Linked DNA regions of Homo sapiens: region 1 is linked to region 2. A link is an interaction called in ENCODE POLR2A ChIA-PET data of the cell type or tissue named here. Cell type or tissue: B cell. All regions are shown on one strand. Each heading gives the region's core, and the rest is flanking DNA. Links, peaks and the distances in the headings are about the cores only. Region 1 has its middle 35 kb from the start of KDM2B. Region 2 overlaps KDM2B (lysine demethylase 2B).

Region 1 (15,736 bases), core at 3,586-7,585, 120 kb before region 2:
GGGGCCGGGCGCGGTGACTCACGCCTATAATCCCAACACTTTGGGAGGCCGAGGCAGGCAGATCACAAGGTCAGTAGTTCCAGACCAGCCTAGCCAACATGGTGAAACCCTGTCTCTACTAAAAAAATTAGTCAGGTGACTCCCTAGTCCCAGTTACCAGGGAGGCTGAGGCAGGAGAATCGTTTGAACTTGGGAGGCGGAGCTTGCAGTGAGCCGAGATCGAGCCACTGCACTCCAGCCTGAGCGACAGAGCGAGAGTCCCTCTCAAAAAAAAAAAAAAAAATTGGGGAATTTGGAATTTGAAATCTCACCCTACTGGCTTTGTTTCCCTGGTGGCCTTTGTACTTTTTTTTTTTTTTTTTTGAGACGGAGTCTCACTCTGTCACCAGGCTGGAGTGCAGTGGAGCGATCTCGGCTCACTGCAACCTCCGCCTCCCGGGTTCAAGCAATTCTCCTGCTTCAGCCTGCCGAGTAGCTGGGACTACAGGCGCGCGCCACCACGCCCAGCTATTTTTGGTATTTTTAGTAGAGACGGGGTTTCACCATATGGACCAGGATGGTCTCGATCTCTTGACCTGGTGATCCACCCGCCTCAGCCTCCCAAAGTGCTGGGATTACAGGCGTGACGCACCGCGCCATGGCCCGCCTTTGTACTTCTTACCCCTTTCACTCAACATTTGTGTCTCAGCTCAAATAGCACCTCCTGAGAGACCTTCCCTCTATTGAAGTAGCCCCGGTGTCACAATCTGTCACCTCATCCTGATTTCTTCCCTTTATAGCTGTGATCACTACAGCATCTGAAATCATCTAGCTTATTTAGTTGACCTGTTCATCTGTTTAAGCATTAAAAAAAAAAAAAAGTGTGGCCAGGCGCGGTGGCTCACACCTGTTATCCCAACACTTTGGAAGGCCCAAGCGGGTGGATCACCTAAGGTCAGGAGTTCGAGACCAGCCTGGCTAACATGGTGAAACCCCCATCTCTACTAAAAATACAAAAAAAATTAGCCAGGTATGATGGGGCACGCCTATAATCCTAGCAACTGGGGAAGCTGAGGTAGGATAATTGCTTGAACGCAGGAGGCAGAGGTTGCAGTGAGCTGAGATCAGGCTGCTGCACTCAAGCCTGGGCGACAGAGGGAGACTCCGTCTCCAATAAAAAATAATAGTGACAGCGTCTCCCCATGTTGAGCATGCTGGTCTCAAACTCCTGGGCTCAAGGGATCCTCCCATCTGGGCCTCCCAAAGTTCTGGAATTACAAGCATGAGCCACTGTGTCCAGCCTATTCAAACATTTTATTTTATTTTATTATTATTTTAGGACAGAGTCTCTCTCTGTTCCCCAGGCTGCAGTGCAGTGGCTCGATCTCGGCTCACTGCAACCTCCGCCTCCTGGGTTCAACCGATTATTCTGGCTCAGCCTCCTAAATAACTGGGATTACAGGTGTCCATCACCACACCCAGCTAATTTTTTGTATTTTTAGTAGAGTCAGGGTTTCACCATGTTGGCCAGGCTGGTCTCGAACTCCTGACCTCAAGTGATCCACCCATCTCAGCCTCCCAAAGTGCTGGGATTACAGGTGTAAACCATTGTGCCCAACGTATTTAAACATTTTATTTTATTTTTATTTTTATTATTTTTAAGATGGAGTCTCGCTCTGTCCCCCAGGCTAGAGCGTAGTGGCTCAATCTCAGCTCACTGCAACCTCCAATTCCTAGGTTCAAGCGATTCTTCTGCCTCAGCCTCCTGAGTAACTAGGATTACAGGTGCCCACCAGCACACCCAGCTAATTTTTTATATTTTTAGTAGAGACAGGGTTTCACCATGTTGTCCAGGCTAGTCTCGAACTCCTGAACTCAGATGATCTGCCTGCCTCAGCCTCCCAGAGTGCTGGGATTACAGATGTGAGCCACTGCGCCTGGCCTTATTTATTTATTTATTTATTTATTTATTTATTTATTTATTTATTGAGACAGGGTCTCAATAGTCACCCAGGCTGGAGTGCAGTAGCACATCTCTACTTAAAAAAAAAAAAAAAAAAAAAGGCCAGGCGCGGTGGCTCACACCTATAATCCCAGCACTTTGGGAGGCTGAAACCGGCGGATCGCGAGGTCAGGAGATTGAGACCATCCTGGCTAACACGGTGAAACCCCGTCTCTACTAAAAATACAAAAAAATTAGCTGGGTGTGGTGGCGGGCGCCTGTAGTCCCAGCTACTTGGGAGGCTGAGGCAGGAGAATGGCGTGAACCCGGGAGGCGGAGCTTGCAGTAAGCCAAGATGGTGCCACTGCACTCCAGCCTGGGCGACAGAGCGAGACTCTGTCTCCAAATAAATAAATAAATAAGACTAGGCACGGTGGCTCACACCTGTAATCCCAGCACTTTGGGAGGCTGAGGTGGGCGGATCACCTGAGAGGACAGGAGTTCAAGACCAGCCTGACCAACATGGAGAAACCTCGTCTCTACTAAAAATACAAAAATTAGCTGGTGTGGTGGCGCATGCCTGTAATCCCAGCTACTTGGGAGGCTAAGGCAGGAGAACCGCCTGAACCCGGGAGGTGGAGTTTGCGATGAGATGAGATTATGCCATTGCACTCCAGCCTGGGCAATAAAAGCAATACTCTGTCTCAATAAATAAATAAATAAACCAGATGTGGTGGCGTGAGCCTGTACTCCCAGCTTCTTGGAATGAAGCTGCGGTGATCACACCACTGTCCTCCAACCTAGGCAATAAAGCGAGATCCTGTCTCAAAGAAAAAACAACTAAATAAATAAATGAATCATGGGCCAGGTGTGGTGGCTCATGCTTATAATTCCAACACTTTGGGAGGCCGAGGCGGTAGATCACTTAAGGTCAGGAGTTTGAGACCAGCCTGGCCAACATGGCGAAACTCCGTCTCCATTAAAAATACAAAAATTAGGCCGGGCACGGTGACTCACGCCTGTAATTCCAGCCCTTTCGGAGGCTGAGGCAGGTGGATCACCTGAGGTCAGGAGTTCAAGACCAGCCTGGTCAACATGGTAAAAGCCCATCTCTTCTAAAAATACAAAAATTAGCCGGGCTTGGTGGTGCATGCCTATAATCCCAGCTACTTGGGAGGCTGAGGCAGAAGAAGTGCTTGAACCCGGCAGGCAGAGGTTGGAGTGAGCAGAGATCACGCCACTGCACTGTAGCCTGGGCGACAGAGTAAGACCCTGTGTCAAAATAAGAAAAAATTAGCCGGGCGCGGTGGCTCACACCTGTAATCCCAGCACTTTAGGAGTCCAAGGCGGGCAGATCACGAGGTCTGGAGTTTGAGACCAGTCTGGCCAACATGGTGAAACCCCGTCTCTACTAAAAATACAAAAATTAGTCGAGCGTGGGGGCACACACCTGTAGTCCCAGCTACTTGGGAGGCTGAGGCAGGAAAATTGCTTGAACCCGGGAGGCAGAGGTTGCAATGAGCCGAGATCACACCACTGCACTCCAGCCTGGGTGACAGAGCTAGACTCCATCTCAAAAAAGAAAAAATTAGTTGGGTGTGGTGGCCAGGCCTGTAATCCCAGCTACTCCGGAGGCTGAGGCAGAAGAATTGCTTGAATCCAGGAGGCGAAAGTTGCAGTGAGCCGAGATCCTGCCACTGAACTCCAGCCTGGGCGACAGAGGGAGACTCAGTCTCTCAAAATCAATCAATCAATCAATCACGTCGCTATCACCCCAGGGCCTCCCACTGGCTACTGCCAATGGAAACAGGTTCAATGAACAAAACAATGCAATGTCCTTGGTTCCCAGAAACCCCCAGTTCAGGACTAGGAACACACAACATTTAGCAGCTAAGAGGGCCTGAGGTCTGGAGGGGGAAGAGGCCGGAAGCTGGGAGGAGAGATTTGCTGATTTTAGAGGAACAAAAGGATCTGGGAGTGGTGACTCAGAGGGGGCTTTGGGGTGGTGAGGGTTTCCTTTCCCCAGCTACTATGTCACGCTCCTCACCCCTCTCCTAATATTCTGTGTGGTTTGAATTTCCCCATCTGCACAGATCACAAGTAATAAAAACTTGGGTGGGGTGTCTGGACCATCCCTGCCTCCTGCCCCAGGATCCTAGAGGGGTCCATGGTTACTAACTTTTCCCCACAGTTTTTTTTTTTTTTTTGGTGGTGGGGAGACAGGGGTCTCATTGTGTTACCCAGGCTGCATTCGGACTCCTGGGCTCCACAGGCATGCACCACCAAGCCCGGCTAGAACAATGTTTTCATACCCCTGGCGATGGGAAGCTCACTCCTTCTAGAAGCTGAGCATGTCTGATTGGTTGTCTGATACTTCAAAAGTTGTCCTTGTATGGAGCTGGGGGCAGCTTCCCTGTCAGTCCTTCCTTGTGTCCTGACTCAGAATGCATGAAATCCCTCTGCCAGCCAGCCCTGGTGCCAGCTCCACAAGACATCTGGGAGGCAGCTTTTGTGAGTGATCTTGAAGGTTTTCATGGTCAAAGAATTGGGGTGAAGGAGGCTGGAAACCAAGTGAGACACTGTCAGGGGGCTGGTTACAAAATGCAGAATGGGGTCGGGTTGGTGAGCCCTGGTGTTGGTCTCAGAATGGTTCTCTGACTCTGGAGCTTAGACTATGCCAGGGGAGTGTGAACTCTGTCTCCTTGCTCTCCAGTTTCTGGGCTTATAGTGCTCATTCTTCCTCCCTCCACTCCTACCCCCTCACTGGTCAGAAGTCTTTGTTGGGTCTGAGTTTGTGCCCATGCCTTTAAAAGTGAGAACTTTTTCTGGCCTGGATAAGAAATCTTTGCTGACGACGCGGTGACTCATGCCTGTAATCCCAGCATTTTGGGAGGCTGAGGTGGACGGATCACCTGAGGTCAGGAGTTCGAGACCAGCCTGGCCAGCATGGTGAAACTGCATCTCTACTAAAAATACAAAAATTATCCGGGCATGGTGGCACATGCCTGTAATCCCAGCTATTCAAGAGGCTGAGGCACAAGAATCACTTGAACCCAAGAGGCGGAGGTTGCAGTGAGCTGAGATCACACCATTACACTCCAGCCTGGGCCATAGAGTAAGACTCTATTTAAAAAAAAAAAAAAAGAAAAAAAGAAATCTTTGCCAACCACAAGGTCACGAAGATATTCACCTGTGTTTTCTTTTAAAAGTTTTAGGCCAGGCATGGTGGCTCATGCCTATAATCTCAGCACCTGGGGAGGCCAGGTCGAGAGGATCACTTGAGACCAGGAGGTTTGAGACCAGCCTGGGCAACATAGTGGAACCCTGTCTCTACCCTCCACCCACCCCGCCAAAAATAAAAGTGTTTTTGCTTGTATGTTTAGGTCTGTGATCCGTGTCATACTGATTTTTTTCTATTTCTGTTTTTTTCTTAGAGACAAGGTCTTGCTCTGTTGCCCAGGCTGGAGTGCAGTGGCTCTTCATAGGTGTGATCATTGCACACTACAGCCTCAAATTCATGACTCAAGTGATTCTCACTCCTGCCTCAGCTTCTCAAGTAGCTGAGCCTATAGCCCATCAATCAAATACAGATTTTTGAGTGAAGCAAGCTTTCCCCACTGAAATGCATGGACATTTTTGTCAAAAATCACGTGACTACTATACATGACAGACTGTTTCTGAACTCTCTATTCTAGTCTGTGGATCTATTTGTCTACTCTCATGCCAATAGATACTGTGTTGATTACTCTAGGTTTAAAGTAAATCTTGGGGGCAGGGCGTGGTGGCTCACACCTGTAACCCCAGTACTTTGGGGGGGCCAAGGTGGGCGGATCACTTGAGGTCAGGAGTTTGAGACCAGTCTGACCAACATGGTGAAACCTCATCTCTACTAAAAATACAAAAATTAGCTGGGCATGGTGGCCCGCACCTGTAGTCCCAGCTATTTGGGAGGCTAAGGCAGGAGAACCCTTGAACCCGGGAGACGGAGGTAGCAGTGAGCCGAGGTCACGCCACTGCACTCCATACTGGGCGACAGAGTAAGACTCCGTCTCAAAAGTAAATAAATTGGCCGGGCGCAGTGGCTCATGCCTGTAATCCCAGCACTTTGGGAGGCCGAGGCGGGCCGATCACAAGGTCAGGAGATCGAGACCATCCTGGCTAACACGGTGAAACCTCATCTCTACTAAAAATACAAAAAATTAGCCAGGCGTGGTGGCAGGCGCCTGTAGTCCCAGCTACTCTGGAGGCTGAGGCAGGAGAATGGCATGAACCCGGGAGGCAGAGCTTGTAGTGAGCTGAGATCGCGCCATTGCACTCTAGCCTGGGTGACAGAGTGAGACTCCATCTCAAAAAAAAAAAAAAAAGTAAATAAATTAATAAATAAATAAATAAAAATAAAATAAGTCTTGGGGAAAAAAAACCCCATAAATTCCTCAAAATTAAAAAAAAAAAAGTCTCGGCCGGGCATGGTGGTTCACGCCTGTAATCCCAGCACTTTGGGAGGCCGAGGCGGGCGGATCACGAGGTTAGGAGTTTGAGACCAGCCTGGTCAACGCAGTGAAATCCTGTCTCTACTAAACATACAAAAATTAGCCGGATGTGGTGGCACGCACCTGTAGTCCCAGCTACTCGGGAGGCTGAGGCAGGAGAATTGCTTGAACCTGGGAGGTGGAGGTTGCAGTGAGCCGAGACGGGGCCACTACACTTCAGCCTGGGTGACAGAGCAAGACCCTGTCTCAAAAAAAAAAGTCTCTTTTTTAAGACAGAGTCTCTCTCTATTGCCCAGGCTGGAGTGCAATGGCACGTTCTGGGCTCACTGCAACCTCGGCTCCCGGGTTCAAGCGATTCTCCTGCTTCAGCCTCCCGAGTAGCTAGGATTACAGGTGCCTGCTGCCACATCCAGCTAATTTTTGTATTTTTAGTAGAAACAGGGATTCGCCGTGTTGGCCAGGCTGGTCTGGAACTCCTGACCTCAGGTTATTCACCCACCTCAGCCTCCCAAAGTGCTGAGATTACAGACATGAGTCACCACGCCCGGCCTCAAAATAAGTCTTAAAGTCAGGTAGAGGTAAGACCTTCAACTTGTTCCCTCCCTCCCTTCCTCCCTTCCTTCCTTCCTTCTTTTTTTTTCACAGGGGTCTTGGTCTCTTGCCCAGACTGGAGTGCAGTGGCACAATCTCAGCCCACTATAACCTCTGCCTCCCGGGTGCAAGTGATCCTCTCAGCTCAGCCTCCCAAGTAGCTAGGGCTACAGGCCTGCATCACCACATCTGGCTAATTTTTGTGTTTTTTTTTTTTTTTTTTTTTTTGTAGAGACAGGGGGTCTTGCCACGTTGCCCAGGCTGGTCTTGAACTCCTGGGCTCAAGCGATCCGCTTGCCTCAGCCTCCCAAAGTGCTGGGATTAAAGGCTAGAGCCACTGTGACCAGCTTCTTTTTTGTTGTTGTTGTTTTGAGATGAAGTTTCATTCTGTTGCCTAGACTGGAGTCCAGAGGCACGATTATGGCTCACTGCAGCCTTGACCTCCTGGGTTCAAGTGACCCTCCCACCTCAGCCTGCCAAGTAGCTGAGACTACATGCACACACCACCACACCTGGCTAATTTTTTATTATTTATAAAGATGGGATCTAATATGTTGCCTAGGCCAGTCTCAAAACTCCTGGACACAAGCGATCCTCCTGCCATGGCCTCCCAAAATGCTGGGATTACAGGCGTGAGCTAACCTACCCAGCCTAGTTCTCTTTTTCTTTTCTTTTCTTTCTTTCTTTTTTTTTTTTTTTTTTTGAGACGGAGTTTTGCTCTTGTTGCCCAGGCTGGAGCGCAATGGCATGATCTCAGCTCACTGCAACCTCCACCTCCTGGATTCAAGTGATTCTCCTGCCTCAGCCTCCCGAGTAGCTGGGATTACAGGCATGCACCACCACGCCCGGGTAATTTTTACATTTTTAGTAGAGACGAGGTTTCTACATGTTGGTCAGGCTGGTCTTGAACTCGTGACCTCAGGTGATCCACCCACCTCAGCCTCCCAAAGTGCTGGATTACAGGCATGAGCCACCACGCCTAGTCTAGTTCTCCTTTTTCAAAACTGAATTTGCTGTACAGAATGTTGGGGTAAATTTTGTCAATACACATATGCCTTGGAGAATCACTATATCCCTTAACTTGGTGGGTGTCAGCAGGATCATTTTCCTGGACGGTCTGACATCCTCTATTAGCAAAGCAGGCCACACTGCAGAGATCAGACACATGAGATCAGGTTGGACTCTTAAAGGTTAAACTGTGTCCCCCCAAAAAAGACATTGCAGTCCTAAACCTCAGTACCTCAGAATGTGACCTCATTTGGGGCTGGGCGCAGTGGCTCACGCCTGTAATTTCAACACCTTGGGAGACTGAGGCAGGCGGATCACCTGAGGTCAGGAGTTCAAGACCAGCCTGGCAAACATGGTGAAACCCCATCTCTACTGAAAATACAAAAAGTAGCCAGGAGGTGGAGGTTGCAGTGAGCCAAGATTGCGCCATTGCACTGCAGCCCGGCAGACAAGAGTGAAACTCCACCTCAAAAAGAAGAATGTGGCCGGCTGGGCACGATGGCTCACGCCTGTAATCCCAGCACTTTGGGAGGCCGAGGCAGGCGGATCACGAGGTCAGGAGATCGAGACCATCCTGGCTAACACGGTGAAACCCCCGTCTCTAATGAAAAAAATACAAAAAATTAGCCAGGCATGGTGGCAGGTGCTTGTAGTCCCAGCTACTCGGGAGGCTGAGGCAGGAGAATGGCGTGAACCTGGAAGGCAGAACTTGCAGTGAGCCGAGATCACGCCACTGCACTCCAGCCTGGGTGACAGAGCGAGACTCCGTCTCAAAAAAAAACAAAAGAAGAAGACTGTGGCCAGGCACGGTGGCTCACATCTGTAATCCCAGCACTTTGGGAGGCCGAGGAGGGTGGATCAGGAGGTCAGGAGTTGGAGACCAGCCTGGCCAACATGGTGAAACCCGATCTCTACTAAAAATACAAAAATTAGCTGGGTGTGAAGGCAAGCGACTGTTGTAATCCTAGCTACTTGGGAGGCTGAGGCAGGAGAATCTCTTGACACTGGAAGGCAGAGGTTGCAGTCAGCTGAGATTGTGCCATTGCACTCCAGCCTGGGCGAAAGAGTGAAACTCTCTAAAAAAAAAAAAAAAAACCACAAACAAAAAAAAACGAAGAATGTGACCTCATTTGGAAATACAGCCTTTACAGAGGTAATCAAATTAAAATGAGGTCATAGGGTGGGCACTTATTTCGTTTGGATCTGTGTCCCCACCCAAATCTCATGTTCAATTGTAATCCCCAGTGTTGGAGATGGAGCCTGGTGAGAGGTGATTGGATCACGGGGCCAGTTTCTCATGAATGGTTTAGCACCATCCTCTTGGTGCTATGACAGTGAGTGAGATCTGGTTGTTTAAAAGTGTATAGCACCTCCCCGCCCCTCTCTTCCTCCTGCTCCCGCCATGTGAAGGGCTGGTTCCTCCTTTGCCTTCCGCCATGATTGGAAGCTTCTTGAGGCCTCCCCAGAAGCAGATGCTGCAATGTTTCCTGCACAACCTTCCGAACCAAGAGCCAATTAATCCTCTTTTCTTTCTTTCTTTCTTTCTTTTTTTTTTTTTGACGGAGTCTCGCTCTGTCGCCCAGGCTGGAGTGCAGTGGCGCAATATCAGCTCACTGCAAGCTCCACCTCCCGGGTTCACGGCCATTCTCCTGCTTCAGCCTCCGGAGTAGCTGGGACTACAGGCGACTGCCACCACGCCCAGCTGATTTTTTTGTATTCATCCTCTTTTCTTTATAAATTACTCAGTCTTAGGTATTTCTTTTTCTTTTTTTTTTTCGAGACAGAGTCTCACTCTGTTGCCCAGGCTGGAGTGCAGTGGCGCGATCTGGGCTCACTTTAACTTCCGCCTCTGGGTGCAAGCAATTCTCTGCCTCCGCCTCCCGAGTAGCTGGGATTACAGGTGCCTGCCACCACGCCCAGCTAATTTTTGTATTTTTAGTAGAGATGAGGATTCACCATCTTGGACCGGCAGGTTGAACTGCTGACCTCGTGATCCACCTGCCTCAGCCTCCCAAAGTGCTGGGAGTACAGGCGTGAGCCACTGTGCCCGGCCTAGGTATTTTTTTTTTTTTTTTTTTTGAGATGGAGTCTCGCTCTGTCTTCCAGGCTGGAGTGCAGTGGCTCAATGTTGGCTCACTGCAACCTCCACCTCCCTGGTTCAAGCAATTCTCCTGCCTCAGCCTCCCGAGTAGCTGGGATTACAGGAGTGCATCACCACGCCCGGCTAATTTTTGTATTTTTAGTAGAGAGGGGGTTTCGCCATGTTGGCCAGGCTGGTCTCGAACTCCTGGCCTCAAATGATCTGTCCGCCTCGGCCTCCCAAAATGCTGGGATTACAGGCGTGAACCATGGTGCCCAGCCTCAGGTATTTCTTTTCATTTTTTTTTTTTTTTTTCTAAATGGAATTTTGTGCTTGTTGCCCAGGCTGGAGTGCAGTGGTGCAATCTCGCCTCACTGCAACCTCCACCTCCTGGGTTCAAGCGATTCTCCTGCCTCAGCCTCCCGAGTAGCTGGGATTATAGGCGCCTGCCACAACGTCCGACTAATGTTTTGTAGTTTTAGTAGAGACAGGGTTTCCCCATTTTGGCCAGACTTGTCCCGAACTCCTGACCTCAGGTGATCTGCTGGCCTGGGCCTCCCAAAGTGCTGGAATTACAGGTGTGAGTCACCGTGCCCAGCTTGGTATTTCTTTATAGCAATGACAGAACAGACTCATACAGCCCTCTTCCAATATTACTAATATCCTTATAAAAAGGAGAAGTGTGAAATTTGCAAGGAGCAGTGGCTCTTGTCTGGGGTTCCCGCTACTAGTGAGGCTGAGGCAGGAGCATTGCTTGATCCCATGAGGTCAAAGCTGCACTGAGCTGTGAGCGTGACACTGCACTCCAGCCTTGGCAACAGTGTGAGACCCTGTCTCAAAAAAGACAAAAACAGCCAGGCACCGTGGCTCACGCCTGTAATCCCAGCCTTTTGGGAGGCCGAGGCGGGCGGATCACCTGAGGTCAGGAGTTGGAGACCAGCCTGACCAACATGGAGAAAACTTATCTCTACTAAAAATACAAAATTAGCCGGGCGTGGTGGCATGTGCCTGTAATCCCAGTTACTCGGGAGGCTAAGGTAGGAGAATGGCTTGAACCCGGGAGGAGGAGGTTGTAGTGAGCCAAGATCGCACCACTGCACGCCAGCCTGGGCAACAAGAGCGAAACTCTGTCAGAAAAAAAAAACAAAAAACAAAAAACAAAAACAAAGGAGGAAATTTAGACACAGACAGACATGTACAGAGGGAAGACCACATGAATGGACACAAGAAGACGGCCGTCTACAAGCCAGGTAGCTCGAGCAGCAGGGCCTGGGGCATGTCCTTCCCTGGTTCCTTCCGAGGGACCGTGGCCTTGCTGACATCTTGATTTTGGACTTCTGGCCTCCAGAACTGTGAGACAATAAGTTTCTCTCCTAAGCCACCCAGTTTGTGGGACTTAAAAAAATTTTTTTGGGGGGGCCGGGCGTGATGGCTCACGCCTGTAATCCCAGCACTTTGGGAGGCCGAGGTGGGCGGATCACCTGCGGTCAGGAGACCAGCCTGGGCAACATGGCGAAACCCTGTCTCTACTAAAAAATACAAAAGTTAGCTGGGAATGGTGGTGTACGCCTGTAGTCCCAGCTACTCGGGAGGCTGAGGTGGAAGAATCGTTTGAACCCAGGAGGCGGGGGTTGCAGTGAGCTGAGATCAGGCCATTGTACTCCAGCCTGGGTGACAGAGTGAGACTCTGTCTCAAAAAAAAAAAAACAAAAAACAAAAAACAGGTCAGGAGCGGTGGCTCACGCCAGGACTTTGGGAGGCCAAGGCAGGCGGATCACGAGGTCAGGAGATCGAGACCATCCTGGCTAACATGGTGAAACCCTGTCTCTACTAAAAATACAAAAAATTAGCTGGGCGTGGTGGCGGATGCCTGTAGTCCCAGCTACTCGGGAGGCTGAGGCAGGAGAATGGCGTGAACCTGGGAGGCAGAGCTTGCAGTGAGCCAAGATCGCGCCACTGCACTCCAGCCTGGGCAACAGAGTGAGACTCCATCTCAAAAAAAAAAAAAAAAAAAGAAGAAGAAAAGAATACAAGGAGGCTGGAGTGATTTGGGGTGGGGTCTTCAGCCAGCCAAGGAAGTTGAATTCTAATGGGGCTGCAAGTGTGTTCAGATGAGATTAGATCATTATGCAGAGTTTGGAGCTAGGCACTCTTGGATTTGAATCCCAGTTTTGTCAGTTTGTAACTGTGCCACTTTGGGCAAGCACCCCAGCCTCTCTGAGCCCCATCTGTGAAAGGGGAATATTGATGGGACTTGGCAAAGAGGTTGTTATGAGTGTTTCATGAAAGAAAAGTTGTCTGGCAATTAGCACAGCGCTCAGTAAATGGTGGCTCCAACCTTCCCTCTCATGGGATGTGCTGTGCTCAGAGAAAGAGGATTGCTGCCTTCCAGATTGAATGAATTGACTGATCTGTAAGTCTTTAGTGAAGGTAGTATATCTGTGAGAATCTGACCAGGACAAACAGTTACCACACTAAGAGCATTTATCCTGAGAATTGCTCCAGGGGTAATGGAAGACTTACAGGAAAAGGCAGGCAGGGGAAGGGCAGCCCCCAGGTTAGCCCCAGCAGGAGGACTGCTATCACCCTGGGGTTGGAGGGACAGAGGCAGGGGGTGGTGTTTCTGGTACCGAAGAGGGACTGGAGTCCTCAGGCAGAAGCCAGAGCCACAGTGGACCTGTCTGGTGGGAGGTGGAGCTGGAGATCCCACCTGAGGCAGAGGGGTAGGAACACCCTGGATTCCCCTCCTCCCACCACCTGGCTCCTCCCACCCACCAGGCTCCTCCCACCACCAGGCTCCTCCCACCCACCAGGCTCCTGGCACTGCCTCCAGTTGGTCCATCTGTGCAGGAAGCCACCCTGCCAAAGGTTGGCCACCCTGTGATCTGGAGCAAGGCTAGAGAAAGGCAAGGGAGGGGTCCAAGGGCAAAGAAGTGCAGGCCCAACACTGGGGTGTGGGGGTTCCATCCGTTCTCTCTGGAGATTCCAGATTCCCCATCTAGAAAACGGGGATAATAATAGCACCTACTTATAGAATAGCTGACTGCCTACAACAGTGTAACACGTGTAAGCAGGTGAGCCCAGCAGCTGGCACACAGTAGGGAGTACCCCATAGATGTCATGAACAACCTAGTTAGCTGTTTTCTGCTCAGAGGATGAAAGGAGGTAACAGGGCCAGGCACAGTGGCTCACACCTGTAATCCCAGTACTTTGGGAGGCTGAGGCAGGAGGATCGCTTGAGCCCAGGAGTTCAAGACCAGCCTGGGCAACATAGTAAAACCCTGCCTCTAATAAAAAAAAAAAAAGAGAGAGAGAGAAAGAGGAAAAGAAATGAGAAAAAGAGAAAGAAAGAAAAGAAAAGAAAGAAAGAGCAAGAAGAAAGGGAAAGAAAGAAAAGAAAGAAAGAGAAAGAAAGAAGAAAAGAAATGAAAAGAGCTGAGCTAACAGGACAGGGCCTGGGAATAAATTCGAGGTACAGGAACAGTGCTAGGGCTGGTGATATTTTTGTCTTGGAGACGTGTCCATCTGTCCTCTCTCCATTCTAAGCTGGTGAGTCTGTCGGTCTCCTTTTAGAAATCCTGAGTCAGGGCAGCTCTTACCAAGTTCAGGGTGGCTCGAAGTTTGGCCTCTGTGCTCCCTCAAAAGGATTTCAAATCCACTAGATTTTTAGTTGGTTTCTCTGCCTCCTACCATTGCCAAACTTCCCTTGCCTCCCCCAGCCTGGGGCTGAGCCATTTCCAGGATCTCGCTTTGTATAATTAAAAAGAAAAATAGAACAGCTGATGTTGCCAAACATGTATTTAAAGTGACACCCTGAGTTCAAGGAGTGGAAAATAAAAACGTTTAAGGTTTAGATTAAAAGTCTCCATGCTCAGCTGTCTCCTAACCCTGGGATTTCTCCACAGCCCGGCCGCCTTTAATCCCCTGCCCTGGCTCGTAAAAGCCCTTTAGACTGAGGGCATTTATTTCCCAGAGAACAGTTCCAGCCTAATCACATAAAAACACCCGCATCCTGGGAACAGCCTGTCAAACACAGTGTGGCTCTGTGAGGCCCCAGAGAAGCTGGAGAAATTGTAGTTCTGATCACCCCAGGAGTCACGCTGCAGTCACTTTCCTAGACTGCACCCTTCCCCACAATATCCAATTCATCAATAAACCCAGTCAGTTCTAGCCCCTAGCATTTTCTTTTTCTTTTTCTTTTTTTTTTTGAAACGGAGTCTCGCTCCGTCGCCCAGGCTGGAGTGCAGTGGCGCGATCTCGGCTCACTGCAAGCTCCGCCTCCCGGGTTCACACCATTCTCCTGCCTCAGCCTCCTGAGTAGCTGGGACTACAGGCGCCCGCCACCACGCCCAGCTAATTTTTTTTTGTATTTTTTAGTAGAGACGGGGTTTCACCTTGTTAGCCAGGATGGTCTCGATCTCCTGACCTCGTGATCCACCTGCCTCGGCCTCCCAAGGTGCTGGGATTACAGGCGTGAGCCACTGCGCCCGGCCTCCCCTAGCATTTTCTTGAGATCTGAGCTCTTCCGTCCAGCAGCAACCATTCCATCACATCCGGGCTGCCATTGTTGCCCACCCACACGTCTGCAGTTACCCACCCGGGCTCTCTGCTTCTGCTGATCCCGCTAAAGCCCATTCTGTAATAGCAACAAGAAATAGTTTTTGAAACATAAATCTGATCATGTCCTTTCTCTGCTTGTATTAGTTTCCCATTGCTGCTGTAAGAAATTACCATAAATTGGCCGGGCGCGGCGGTTCATGCCTGTAATCCCAGCACTTTGGGAAGCCGAGGTGGGCAGATCACCTGAGGTCAAGAGTTCGAGACCAGCCTGGCCAACATGGTGAAACCCCATCTCTACTAAAATTTCAAAAATTAGCCGGGCGTGGTGGCAGTCTCCTGTAATCCCAGCTACTCAGGTGGCTGAGGCATGAGAATCTCTTGAACCCAGGAGGCAGAGGTTGCAGTGAGCCGAGATTGCGCCATCACACTCCAGCCTGGGGGACAAGACCGAGTCTTTGTCTCCAAAAAAAAAAAAAAAAAAAAAAGCAAAAATTAACCAGGCGTGGTGGCGGGTGCCTGTAATCCCAGCGACTCGGGAGGCTGAGGCAGGAGAATTGCTTGAACCCGGGAGGCGGAGCTTGCAGTGAGCCGAGATCACATCACTGCACTCCAGCCTGGGCGAGACAGAGTGAGACTCCATCTCAAAACACACACACAAACACACACACACACACACACACACAAATTCATTATCTTAGTTCTAGAGGTAAGAAGTTCAAAATGAATCATCAGGGGCCAAAATTAAGGTGACAGCAGGGCTGGTTCCTTTGGAGGCTCCAATGAGATAATGGGAAAATCCATTTCTTGCTTTTTCCCTTCTGCTGGCTGCCTGCATTCCTTAGTGTGCAGCCCCTTCTGTTTCTAAAGCAGGTCACGCCTCTCCAGACTCTGCTTCCATTGTCACATCGCTTCTCTGACCTCCTCTACCTCTCCTGAGGACACCTGTGGTTACACTGGGCCCACCCAGGTAATCCAGGATCAATCTTAAAATCCTTCACTCCATCACATCCGCAAAGTCCCTTCATCCATATACGGTCACATATTCACAGGTGCCAGACAGTAAGACATGGACATCCCTGGGGGACA
Region 2 (4,000 bases), core at 1-4,000:
TCCGGAAAAAATGTTTTTGTACAATTCAACAATCCGTGGTCCAGGATCAGAATGGGCCAGTGATAGTTCTGTGTGTGCTTAAACACATTTTTTTGTGGGGTGCTGTGGATGTGTGGATGTAGCCAAAAAAAACCCTATGTGGGTGGTCCTGGGGCAGAAAGTCTGGTGCCAGAGAGTGGGGTTCTGGGGGTCTGTCTTCATAGTTTGGGGTAGCACTAAAATCCTGTGAGCCTTTCTGGGCCTTGGTAACCTCCCCTGTAAGTTAGCTGTTAGATAATTCAGCTGGGTAGCATTTTATACCTGGATGATGTTCTAAAGTCCAGCCACACAAGGCCAAAGTCTGGCAGAGTGAGAATTCCCTTTGAAGAACCTTCAAACTGCTCACCGAGAGTGAACACAGTGTGCCTCGTGGGAGATCGCCAAGCAGCCTGGCAGTCCGTCCAACGCAGCCCATTTTTCTGCCACAATTTGGCCACGTGACTCCATCCTCAGTCAGACCAGATCAAGCATCTTCTTGTATTTAGGGCCCATGTTGCAAAAAACATTTACACGTCGTCACACAGCAGGGTTAGGGTACATGTAGCAAGCTGACTAAAGGACGGAGTCATGGCTCTATGAAGGCATCAAGGTCTGGAGGTTGGTTTTGTTTGCTTCGCTGAGTACGTAGTTAAATTTGTGAACATTAGAGGATCCGTAGTGCCACCGCCCAGCCCTCCCAGAGTGCTTGGTAGGAATTAAATGAGGCACAGTGGCTTACCCCTGTAATCCCAGCATTTTGGTAGGCTAAGGAGGGAGGATTCCTCGAGGCCAGGAGTTTGAGACAAGCTTGGGCAACATGGCATATACCCTGTCTGCACAAAAAAATTTAAAAATTATGGCTGGGCGTGTTGGCTCACGCCTGTAATCCCAGCACTTTGGGAGGCCAAGGCAGGTGGGTCACTTGAGGTCAGGAGTTGGAGACTAGCCTGGCCAACATGGCAAAATCCTGTCTGTACTAAAAATACAAAAATTAGCCCAGCGTGGTGGTGCACACCTGCATTCACAGCTACTCGGGAGGCTGGGGCAGGGAAATCGCTTGAACCCAAGAGGCAGAAGTTGCTTGAGCCCAGATTGCGCCACTGAACTCCAGCCTGGGTGACAGAGTAAGACTTTGTCTAAAAAAAAAAAAAAAATTTAGCCAGGGAGGGTGCCATGCACCTGTGGTCTCAGCTACTTAGGAGGCTAAGGCATGAGGATCACTTGATCCAGGTGGTCAAGGATGTAGTGAGCTATGATTATACAACTGCACTCCGGCCTGGGTGACAGAGCAAGATTCTGTCTCAAAAAAAAAAAAAAAAGAAAAAGTTTGTGTGTGAGTCCCCGACGCTCTGGACAAGTGCTAGATGTCATAACTGTGATCATGGGTGATACATACGTGGAAGTCACAGGGAGGTATGTGATTTGCTTTGTTAAAGAAATTTTGTAGAGGGCAGAGGGGAACGTTGTGTGTTTCGTGGGCCCCAGGGGACCCTAGTGACTTGGTTTCTATTGAATGTGTGGGTGGTGGTGGAGTCAATGGCCAGGCGCTGACTTTGTGGAGTGTGATCCTTGCTGGACTATGTCTGCTGTTCAGCTGTCTTCAGAGACCTCCCCTTCCCCCTGGGCTAATATGGATGCTTTGTTTGGCCACAGAACGTCCTGAAGGAGCACGCAGATGATGACCCTAGTCTGGCCATCACTGGGGTCCCTGTGGTGACTTGGCCAAAGAAGACTCCAAAGGTAAGACGCAGCCTGCCTGCAGCGGGCGGCCGCTTCCCACCTCCTTCCCACCTCCTGTAGGGTGAACAGCCGCGACTTTTTGGGTAGCTATGGGGCCTCCTGAGATGAAGGCACCGCAGTTAAGATGAAGGATTTTGGTGATTTGTTCCATGTTTTTGTTTTTAAAAGGGGGTTGCTTTACCTAGCTGTGGGAACTGCGAACAGTGCCGCCTGGTGGTCACTTGGAAAACTGGGGGGTGCTGACACCTCGCCTTTCCCTGTGGTTAGGTGGATTTTCTGTCTCTCCTTCCCTCACTCCCTTGCTTCTTCCCTTCCTTTTCCCTTTTCCTTTAATTGCTTCATGGGCTGTCTTCTCCTCTTTTGAAAGGAACTTTTTCTCAGTGTGTAAAACTGGTTGATGCTCAACATAAAAATGTCTAATCGGTCGAGCGCGGTGGCTCACGCCATAATCTCAGCATTTTGGGAAGTCTAGGCGGGTGGATCACCTGAGGTCAGGAGTTCGAGACCAGCCTGGCCAACATGGCAAAACCCCGTCTCTACTAAAAATACAAAAAATGCGAGCATGGTGGTGCACACATGTGGTCCCAGCTACTTGGGAGGCTGAGGCAGGAGAATCACTTGAACCTGGGAGGTGGAGGTTGCAGTGATCAGAGACTGCACCACTGCACTCCAGTCTGGGCTACAAAGTGAGACTCTATCTCAAAAAATAAAATAAAATAAAATAAAAAAAAAATGTCTAATCAAACGGGAAAGGACCAGGACATGAGGAAGAGGAATAATGGCTGTATTGTTGAGGACTTTGTAGGAGCAGTTTGTTGTCTGGACCTCCACAGCCCTTATCTTATTTACGCTTCAGCAACTCTGTGGGGTAGACAGTTGTGACTGTCATTTTACAGATGAGGAAACTGAGGCTTGAAAAGGTCAAGTCACCCGTTAGGACAGCCAAGTACACAAAGATCGGTCAGTTTGGCAGCAGAGGCCAAATTTTCATCCAGTGCTCACCTCAAAGTCCACCATCCAGAGAAAACAGTTTTGGTGAGCACCCTTCCAAAGGCGGTCCTAGGTGGGATACATATGTATCAGGTCATCTCTGTACCATCCGTCTGCCTCCACGCAGCTTCACTACTTCCTTGGACAAGTTACATAGTGTCCTGAGCCTTACTTTCCTTGATTATAAAGATGGGTTATACCAAGACTTTCTTCAGTGGTTGTCAGAACTAAATGAGATAAGGCATGCAAAACCCTTCAGACAAGGGCTGACCTGAGGTTAGTGCACTCTAAATATTATTTGTGACTTCAGTAGCCCCAAGAGGTATTTTGTTAATTTCTGATTTTTTTGGGGTTTTTTTTGGCTATTGTAAAAAACACTGAAGCCAGGCATGGTGGCTTATGCCTGTTGTTCCAGCTACTCCAGAAGCTGAGGGGGGAGGATCACCTGAGCCCAGGAGTTCAAGATCAACCTGGGTAACATAATGAGAACTCATCTCTACCAAAAAAAAAAAAAAAAAAAAAAAAAAAAGCCAGGCATGATAGTGCATGCCTGTAGTCCCAGCTATTTGGGAGGCTTAAGCAGGAGGATCGCTTGAGCCCAGGAGCTTGAGGCTGCAGTGAGCTGTGATTGCACCACTGCACTTCAGTCTGGGCAACAGATTGAGACCCTGTCTCAAAACAAAAAGGAGAAAGAAAGAAAAAAGTATGCTGTAACAGATTTCAAACACTTTTCTTTTTCTTTTTTTTTCTTTTTTTTTTGAGACGGAGTTTTGCTCTTGTCACCCAGGCTGGAGTGCAGTGGCGTGATCTCGGCTCACTGCATCCTCCGCCTCCGGAGTTCAAGCGATTCTCCTGCCTCAGTCTCCTGAGTAGCTGGGATTACAGGCACCCGCCACCATGCCCAGCTAATTTTTTGTATTTTTAGTAGAGACAGAGTTTTGCCATGTTGGGCAGTCTGGTCAATTTCAAACACTTATTACAGGCCTGGTGCAGTGGCTCTCGCCTGTAATCCCAGTACTTTGAGAGGCCAAGGTGGGCAGATCACTTGAGGTCAGGAGTTCGAGACTAGCCTGGCCAACATGGCGAAACTCCGTCTCTACTAAAAATACAAAAATTAACTGGGCATGGTGGCACGCGCCTGTAATCCCAGCTACTCAGGAGGCTGAGGCAAGAGAATTGCTTGAACCTGGGAGGTGGAGGTTGCAGTGAGCTGAGATGGCGCCACTGCACTTCAGCCTGGGGATGCACTATA

Evidence for each region. ChIA-PET counts read pairs that join two places held together with the same protein. Peaks named below come from ENCODE experiments on the same cell type or tissue, not always from the same donor. Only the 100,000 strongest peaks of a DNase experiment are listed, where the experiment ranks them.
Region 1: POLR2A ChIA-PET joins it to region 2 with 6 read pairs; 10 of 35 experiments call an interaction of 5 or more read pairs at or near these places.

Annotation. Positions count from the first base shown.
Region 1 is chr12:121,608,652-121,624,387 of GRCh38, reverse strand. No RefSeq gene overlaps it. Among named protein-coding and RNA genes, the nearest start is that of KDM2B, 35 kb to the right of the region's middle. RefSeq lists an enhancer at 3,730-4,024 and a silencer at 9,292-9,341. In B cell, for the core only: no CTCF peak of the experiment used is centred there; a DNase peak (open chromatin) is centred at 5,357.
Region 2 is chr12:121,492,337-121,496,336 of GRCh38, reverse strand. It overlaps KDM2B (lysine demethylase 2B), which reads left to right. Exons shown (of 23, transcript NM_032590.5): 12 at 1,672-1,758. Among named protein-coding and RNA genes, the nearest start is that of MIR7107, 50 kb to the right of the region's middle. In B cell, for the core only: CTCF peaks have their summits at 1,765 and 1,964 (motif pointing left); a DNase peak (open chromatin) is centred at 1,966.